Linked DNA regions of Homo sapiens: region 1 is linked to region 2. Evidence: read pairs that join two places in POLR2A ChIA-PET (ENCODE). Cell type or tissue: OCI-LY7. All regions are shown on one strand. Each heading gives the region's core, and the rest is flanking DNA. Links, peaks and the distances in the headings are about the cores only.

The links. Peaks named below come from ENCODE experiments on the same cell type or tissue, not always from the same donor. Only the 100,000 strongest peaks of a DNase experiment are listed, where the experiment ranks them.
Region 1: POLR2A ChIA-PET joins it to region 2 with 6 read pairs; 2 of 35 experiments call an interaction of 5 or more read pairs at or near these places.

The regions. Positions count from the first base shown.
Region 1 is chr16:12,191,960-12,196,345 of GRCh38, forward strand. All of the region lies in intron 13 of SNX29 (sorting nexin 29), which reads left to right. Among named protein-coding and RNA genes, the nearest start is that of SNX29-AS2, 180 kb to the right of the region's middle. In OCI-LY7, for the core only: no CTCF peak of the experiment used is centred there; a DNase peak (open chromatin) is centred at 1,942; H3K27ac peaks cover 748 bases.
Region 2 is chr16:12,251,020-12,255,405 of GRCh38, forward strand. All of the region lies in intron 14 of SNX29 (sorting nexin 29), which reads left to right. Among named protein-coding and RNA genes, the nearest start is that of SNX29-AS2, 120 kb to the right of the region's middle. In OCI-LY7, for the core only: no CTCF peak of the experiment used is centred there; DNase peaks (open chromatin) are centred at 1,752 and 2,892; H3K27ac peaks cover 3,668 bases.

The DNA.
Region 1 (4,386 bases), core at 269-4,268, 59 kb before region 2:
AGCTGTGCTTTTTTACATCTAGGGAAAGTATAATTCCCATAGGTGTATCTTAGTGTGGTGTTTTGATGCCTGAGAATTACCAAATGTACTTACCAGGTTCGTTAGTTTTGTTGTGAGTAATTTTCCTTTGAGTAGTGCTGTCTGGGGTTGCTGGTTGTTTACTCTGACATTGGGGCAGGCCTAATTGCTTTGACTTACAAACATTAATTATTGCAGTCGTTGGAAGCTGTTTGAGAGGTACTTGCCACCTACTCAATGATTTGCTTTCGTTCCCATGCTTTTAAAGAAATCTGCAGGGTAGCCAGCAGGCTTGTTTGGGGCTGGGAGTGGGAAGGAGTTGGCAAGGCTTTCTAGAATTGGACAGGCGAATATTTGAATACTTGTCTCCATGTGCACGGCTACCTCTTCGGTCCTCTCAGTTCTGGCCACCATCGTTTCTTGCCTGGATGACCGTAATGGCCTCCTATCTTCCGGCTTCTTCTGTTTCCACCCCTCATTCCATTTGCTTTTTCCACATAGCAAGTCTGCATTCCCTTGCTTGACACCTTTTTAATTTATTTTTTTGTTTGTGAATTGCAGTCTCACTCTGTTGCCCAGGCTGGAGTGCAATGGTGCGATCACAGCTCACTGCAGCCTGCAACTCCTGTGCTCAAGTGATCCTCCTGCCTCAGCCTCTGGAGAAGCTGGGACTACAGGCACATGTCACCGTGTCCAGCTAATTTTTAAATTAATTTTATTTCATTTATTTATTTATTTATTTATTGAGACAAGGTCTCACTTTCACCCAGGCTGGAGTTCAATGGCACGATCTCGGCTCACTGCAACCTCTGCCTCCCGGGTTCAAGCAGTTTTCCTGCCTCAGCTCCCAAGTAGCTGGGATTACAGGTGCCTGCTACCATGCCCAGATAATTTTTGTATATTTAGTAGAGGCAGGGTTTCACCATGTTGGCCAGGCTGGTCTTGAACTCCTGACCTCAGGTGATCCACCTGCCTCGGCCTCCCAAAGTGCTGGGATTACAGGCGTAAGCCACTGTGCTCAGTCTAAAAAATTTTTTTGTAGAGATGTGATCTTGCTGTATTGCCCAGGCTAGTCTCAAACTTCTAGGCTCAGGTGATCCTCCTGCCTCAGCCTTCCTAAGTGCTGCAATTACAGGAATGTGCCACTGCGCCCAAAACATTTATCATAATGTTTTTGGAGTTTCATCCAAGTTGTTGCATGTATCAATAGTGCATTCCTTTTTATTGATGAGTAAGCATTCCATTACTTACATTCCACTACAGGAGTTTGTAATTCCATTACAAGAGTTTGATACCAGCCTGACCAACATGGCAAAACCCCGTCCCTACTGAAAATAAAACAATTAGCCGGGCCTAGTGGTGGGTGCCGGTAATCCCAGCTACTTGGGATCTGAGGCAGGAGAATCACTTGAAGCCAGGAGGTGAAGGTTGTAGTGAGCCGAGATCGCACCACTGCACTCCAGCCTGGGCAACAAGAGTGAAACTCCATCTTCAAAAAAAAAAAAGAAAAAGTCTTTCACATAGCAAATCCAGTTAAACTCTTTTTTCTACTCTGGACGATGCTTTTAGTATTATATCTAAGAAATCTTCTTTGTCTAACTCAGGTTAGGTATGATTTTCTCCAACATTTTCTTCTAAACCTTTTATAGTTTTAAATTACATTTGTTTGTGGTCCAGTTTTACTTAATATTTGTATAAGGTGTGAGTATTGGTTGAAGTTTATTTTTTTTGCATATGAATGTCTTGTTGTTCCAAAATCATGTGTGGAAAAGATTGTCCTTTCTCCAGAAGCGCCTTCCTACCTTCGTCACATTGCTTGATTGTGTGTATGGGTTTATTCCCTGATTCTTTGGTCTGTCTTGTTGGTGTGTGTCTGTCATTTTGCCCATATGACATTGGCTTGAGGGCTGTAGCTTTACAGGAAGTTCTAAAATTGGGCAATGTGAGTCTTCCTGCTTTGTGCTGCTTTTTCAAAAATGATTTTGGCTATTTTAGTTTCTTTGTCTTTCCATATGAATGTTACAATCTGCTAGTCTATATCTATAAGAAATCCTGCTGGGATTTTGATTGGGCTTTCATTAAATTTATAGATCAATTTTGGGGAAATTGACATCTTAATTCTTTTGAGTCTTCTAAGCCATGAACCTGGTATCTCCAGGTAGTTAGCTCTTCTTTGATTTCTTTTGTTAGTATTTTGTAGTTTTCAGCATGCAGATCCTGGACACATTTTGTTAGATTTATATGAATGTATTTCATCTTTTGGAGCTGTTATAAATGATTCTTTTTAAAAGTAATTTGCCTTCTCATTGTTCATTGTTAGTGTATAGAAATACAGTTGATGTTTACATTTGACCCTGTGTTCTGTGACCTTGAAAAACTCGGTTATTCTGTGACCATTTTTGTCAGTTCTTGGGATTTCCTTTGTAGATGGTCATGTCTCTTGTGAAGAGGGAAAGTTTTAGTCCTTCCTTCCTAACCTGTATGTTTTTTTGGGTGGGGAGGGCCTTATTTCACCAGCTAGAATCTACTGTGCTGAACAGGAGTGGTGAGGGAAGAATTGCTTGACTCATTTTCAGTCTTTGGAGGAAAATATTCAGCCTTTAATCATTATGTGTGATGTTACTATAGGATTTGGGGGTGGGTAGTTTTTTTTTTTTTTTTTTTTAAGAAGGAATCGCAGACTCTGTCACCTAGGCTGGAGTGCAGTGGTGTGATCTTGGCTCAGTGCAACCTCCGCCTCCCAGGTTCAAGCAATTCTTGTGTCTCAGCCTCCCGACCAGCTGGGATTACAGGCATGCACCACCAGGCCCAGCTCATTTTTGTATTTTTAGTAGAGATGGGGTTTCACCATGTTGGCCAAGCTGGTCTCGAACTCCCGACCTCAGATGATCCACTCACCTCGGTCTCCCAAAGTGCTGGGATTACAGGCATGAGCCACTGCATCTGGCCTGGGGGTATTTCTAACCTCTTCATACATTTTAAAAAGTGCTCTAGTAAAGTGCATTGTTGAAAAATTAAAGAAAAATTTCCAATTAATTTTATCATATAGAAATGAGCACTGTTAACGTTGTGGTCTATACATTTCCAGTGCAAATATATCCATGTAAATAGATATAAGGGGTTAGAGTAAATACACTCTGTACTCTGCTGCATTCAGTTAATGGTATATCAGTGTGAGTATATATGTGTGTGTGTGTATATACGTAATATTCATCCCTGGGGATAAACATACATATTTATCATAGCTTTGACAGTCCTATAGCGTCCTATTATAGGAGGATGCACCATAACTTTCCACCCACTCTTACATTATCAGACAATTAATTTGCAGCCAGCTTCTTTCTTTTATATTCAAAGCATCCTCATGCATATGGTTTTGAGACTTCTCTTTCTTTTCTAAATACAGTTTCTTAGAAGTAGACTTGCTGGGTCAGAAGGTTACAGTTCTTGAAGCTGTTGATTCATATTTCCTAAAGCTCACCTGTCACCAACTGCTTACATTTATGAGATGCCTAAGGGGGTTGGCAGCAGAAGCTTGAGCTCCATAACTCGAGGAAAGTTCCTTAGCCTCTCTTAGCAAAGCTGGCTGGTCAGGAGGATCCTGTTCACATCTGTGCAGGAGTCTTAACCGCCCAAGAGATTCTGCAGACCTGTGCTCGTTTTCTCACGCAATTTTTCAAGGCCTTACGTTTTCAATGTTGCCCTGTTCACTTAATTCGCTAAACGTGTATAATGTAATAGGAGACTTTGAAGTTAAAGGATATGGGTTTAAATCCCAAGTTGGAGTGTGTGTTAGACTCTCTGGGCCTCAAATTTCTCATCTGTAAAATGGGCACAGTAAAACCAACCTCGTGATGTGTTGCTGGTGGTCTAATGAGACACCAAGTGTGTGGCAGAGAGGAGAGGGACATAGGCATGGAGAGGCTGAAGTGAACTGTGGCTCTGCCTTTGCTGGTTGTGAGTTTTTGGATAGTTCAATTAGCCTCATTGAGCCTCAGTTTCTTTTCCTTTTTTTTTTTTTTTTTTTTTTGAGACAAGGTCTTACTCTGTCACCCAGGCTGGATCTTTGTTCACTGCAACCTCCACCTCCCCGGCTCAAACGATCCTCCCACCTCAGCCTCCCAAGTAGATGGGACAACAGGTGCATGCCACCACACCCAGCTAATCTTTGCATTTTTTGTAGAGATGGGGTTTCACCATGTTGCCCAGGCTGTTGTCCTGGGCTCAAGTAATTGGCCTGTCTCAGCCTCCCCAGGTGGGTAGCATGAGCCACCACGCCTGGTCTTCAGTTTTTTCATGTGTAAAATGAAGGCAGTAAGAAAAATGGCAGCAATAATAACCTGTTTTGTAGGGTTACTGTGTAGATAA
Region 2 (4,386 bases), core at 132-4,131:
AGGGCCCTGCCCTCTGGGCTGCGGGCCATGTGGCCAGGCTGCGCAGGACATCACCAAGATCCTGCTTTGTTGGGAGCATAGGCGCAAGGCAAACTTCCTGGGTTGGGGTCTTGACTGTGCCATTTGCTGGCTTCCTGTCCTTGAGCAAAGTGCTTGTAAAGTCTGTGCCTCACTTGGTTCATCTGTAAAGTGGACGTGATAATAGCTCCTGCCTCAGAAGAGCTTTTCTCAGCTTTAAATGAGCTAATGTGTGGCAAGGACTTAGAACAGCAGAAAAAACTGCTGAAGAAATGTCATCGCCATTATGTTCATTAATATTATTGACCCTCAGTGGACCATTATTGAGGATTTTTAATGACCTTACCTTTATGATGCACAAGCCAGCAATATAAGAATTCATAGGCTGGGTACAGTGGCTCATGCCTGTAATCCCAACACTTTGGGGGGCCAAGGTGGGTGGATCACCTGAGGTCAGGAGTTCGAGACAATCCTGGCCAACATGGTAAAACCCCGTCTCTACTACAAATACAAAAATTAGCCGGGCATGGTGGCACGCGCCTGTAGTCCCAGCTACTCGGGAGGCTGAGGCAGGAGAATTGCTTGAACCTGGGAGGCGGAGGTTGCAGTGAGCTGAGATCGTGCCATTGCACTCCAGCCTGGGCAACAGAGTAAGACTCTGTCTCCAAAACAAAAGCAAAAACAAAAACCAAACACAAATTCATAACTAATTTTATTTGTTTTAATTTTTTTTTTCTTTAGAGACAGTGTCTTGCTCTGTCACCCAGGCTGGAGTGTGGTGGCACGATCACGGCTCACTGCAGCCTCGAGCTTCTGGACTCAGGCAGTCCTCTTGACTCAGCCTCCCCAGTAGCTAGAACTATAGGTGTGTGCCACCATGTCAAGTAATTTTTTAAAAACTTTGTTAGAGATGAGGTCCTGCTATGTTGCTCAGGCTGGTGTCGAACTCCTGGCCTCAAGCAGTCCTCTCACCTTGGCCTCCTGAATAGTGGGATTACGGATATGAGCCACCACGCCTGGGTCCCATAACTAATTTCCTTGCAAGAAAATCACAGTATTCTCCCAAGCCCAGTTTACTCCCAGAAATCATCTCTTCTGCTCTTACCAGCTTTCCCCAAATCCACAAGGGTTTCTGCATACAGAATTGAGTGACAAAGGAAACAGTCCACAAGCTACATCCACAAACTTCAAAGTGACAGATTTAAATGAAACTCTTCCTCTTCCTCTATCCTCCTGTCTAAAAGCTTTTGAATCCCCTGGCTGGAAGCTGGAAAGCTGGAGTTGCCAGAGAAGTCTGGTCTGGCCTCCCACCTGGCGGCTACCTCTCATCTCCTCTGGGTCCTCTGAGCCCCTGCCCCACTTCTTTAGCAACTGGCTTCTTGACCTTTCAGGAATTCAGTTTTCCTGTCTCTAAGATGGGGGAACACACATGCTTCCTTGGACTGATGGAACTCAGTAAGGCAGTGTGCCATTCTAAGTTCGTAGGAAGTGCTTGCTGAAATCATCATCATCACCCAATAATAATCACATTATTTAGGCTTTGCCTCCCTGAACGTGTGTGCATTTCCCGGTTCCATCAGTGCCCTTTCTCGCTCCTGTCTGCACCAGGTGACCTCCTGTCACCACAGCATTGCCTCCTTCTGGTCCTGGCAGCCCCGTTGCGGTGCCGAGGTGCCTGGTGCCTGTTCCGCTTCCCTGGCTCACACCCCTAAGAGGCAGCCGCCATTGGAGGGGCTCTGGGCACCCAGCCATGGGGAGCCTTTGGTGGGCCGCCAGCTGTGTCTCCAAGCAGCACGGTGCCCACAGTGAGGGAGCAGCTGGCTCTTCCAGCTGTCTAATTGCTCATCAGACCCACTTTAGCACCAGCTTAACAAATTCCACTCCTTCATCGCAAGCCATCTTTTTTTGTGACCTGGACTGGCAGCTGGGATAGGAGTGGGGGAGGGTTCTTGCGTTGGGTTTGAGAAATTTCCAGACCCAGATAGAGAAGCTATTGGTATTTAGGTCTTTGGGTCATTTTTGTGGGTCTAGCGGTTCTAGAGGCATGTTCAAGGGTTCATTCACGAGCTGTTCCCTAACCCTCCTGCCCCTCAGCAGCATGTGCCAGGCAAGTGCTTGAGATGAGAACAGCAGAGGTGGCGAGACAGTCATTCGGGCCATTACCTGTTGGTGACCATGCATTCGCCTTGATGTAGATCTTTCATTCATTCATAGCACCTTTCAATACTGTGTTTATTGAGTGCCTGTCATGGGCCAGGTCCTGTACTAGGCCCTTGGGCTGAAAGTGAATAAAACAGATAAAAATTCCTGCTATGTGGAGTTGCATTCTAGTTAGGGGGAGACAGAAGATAATCAACAAATAGGATAAACTAAGGATGTATAGCGTGTCAGAAGCTGATAATTGATATGGAACAAAAGTCAAAATAGAGAAGGTTAAGGGGGCTCAGGAGTGTGGGGAGATCATGACTTTAAGTGAGTCGGGATGAACTTTGTTGAGAAGGCGTTGCCTGAGCACAGAGTTGCCAAGGGGGCACTGGCCATGTGAACACAGGCAGGGGGATGGTGGCGGTGTGCCTGTTGCGTCCAAGGAACACCAAGGAGGCAGCAAGGCAGAGAGGAGGCGGAGAAGCCACAGAGGCTTCAGACAGTCACATCCCCTGGGGCCTGGTGAGGTTGGTAGGCAGGGAGGCTGGCCGCAGGTGGGAATGAGAAGGGGGCCACTGGAGGACTGTGAGCAAAGGAGGGGTGGCCTCTGAGTTAGGGTTTTGGAAGTTTGCTGTGTGGAGACTGGAGTGTGGGAGCAGGGGTGGAGGCAGAGAAGAGCTGGCAGGTGGTTATAGGAGCTCAGGCACAAGGCGGTGGTGGCTGGGACCAGTTGGGGAAGTGAGAATGGTAAGAAGTGGCCTGCCCCTGGCCTTATGTGGATGCTGGAGCTGGAAGGATTTCCAGGAACACGGGCTGTGAGGTGTGAGTGAGAGCAGTACCAGATGCCTCCAGGGCATTGTCCTGAGCAGCCAGAAGGATGTGGAGGGAGGCTGCTAACCAGGATGGGGATGGCTTTGTGGGGGCCGAGCAGGAGCTTGGGTACAGGCATGTTGAGTGTGAGCTATCTGAACATCTACGGAGAGACAGAAGGAACGTGGGTATCAAGAGTTCAGTTAGTATGCCGGGGCCCACAATACCGAATGGAACACATTGAGGGTATTGAAAGCCCCAAAACTGGATAACGTTTCTGAGAGAGTGAGTGTAGGTGGGCCAGGACTGAGCTCTGTGGCCCTCCCACATTAAGATGTGGAAAAAAGGAGATACCAGCAAAAGAGATGGAGAAGGAGGCCAGGCGCAGTGGCTCACGCCTGTAATGCAGCACTTTGGGAGGCCAAGGCGGGCAGATCACTTGGGGTCAGGAGTTTGAGACCAGCCTGGCCATCCCCGTCTCTACTGAAAATACGAAAAATGAGTCAGGCGTGGTGGTGCGCACCTGTAATCCCAGCTACTCGGGAGGCTAAGGCAGGAGAATCGCTTGAACCCGGGAGGCAGAGGTTGCAGTGAGCTGAGATTGCGCCACTGTATTCCAGCCTGGGTGACAGAGCACCAGAGACTCCATCTCCAAAAAAAAAAAAGGTGAAGGACTGACCAGGGAGGAGACAAGACTCTCCTAGAGTCCTAGAAGCCACGTGAGAGTGTGCTTGCAGGAGGGGAGAGCCCAGCTGTGTTGTGGCTGCCGATGGGGCAAATGAGGCAAGCGCAGTTGGTCCCCTGAGTCATCTGGTGGCAGCCATTGGTGGCATTGTCAAGACCTAGCCAGTGGACTGCAGGGGTGAGAGCCTGAGTTGCAGAGCATTGATGAGAGAGTAGGAGAGGGGCTGGAGAGGGCGAGTGGAGACAGCTCTTTCCAGGAGGTTGGCTGCAGACAGGAGTAAGGAAATGCAGCAGTAATGGCAGGGACGTGCAGCAGGAATTGTTTCTTCCCATCAGCTGTATTGAAGTATCATTGACAACAACTGTGTATCTTTATGGTGTACAATGTGCTGTTTTGATCTGTACGTTGTGAAATGATTAAATCAAGTTAATAAACATATTCATCACTTCACATACTTTTTTTTGGTGTTGAGACCATTTAGGATATAATCTCTTCACAATTTTCAAGGAAACAATCCTGTATTTTTTTATTTTTTTGAGACTGAGTCTTGGTGCGACGCCCAGGCTGGAGCGCAATGGCGTGATCTCGGCTCACTGCCACCTCTGCTTCCCGGGTTCAAGTGATTCTCCTGCCTCAGCCTCCCGAGTAGCTGGGATTACAGGCACCCACCACCATGCCTGGCTAATTTTTTTTTAGTAGAGACAGGGTTTCGCCATATTAACCAGGCT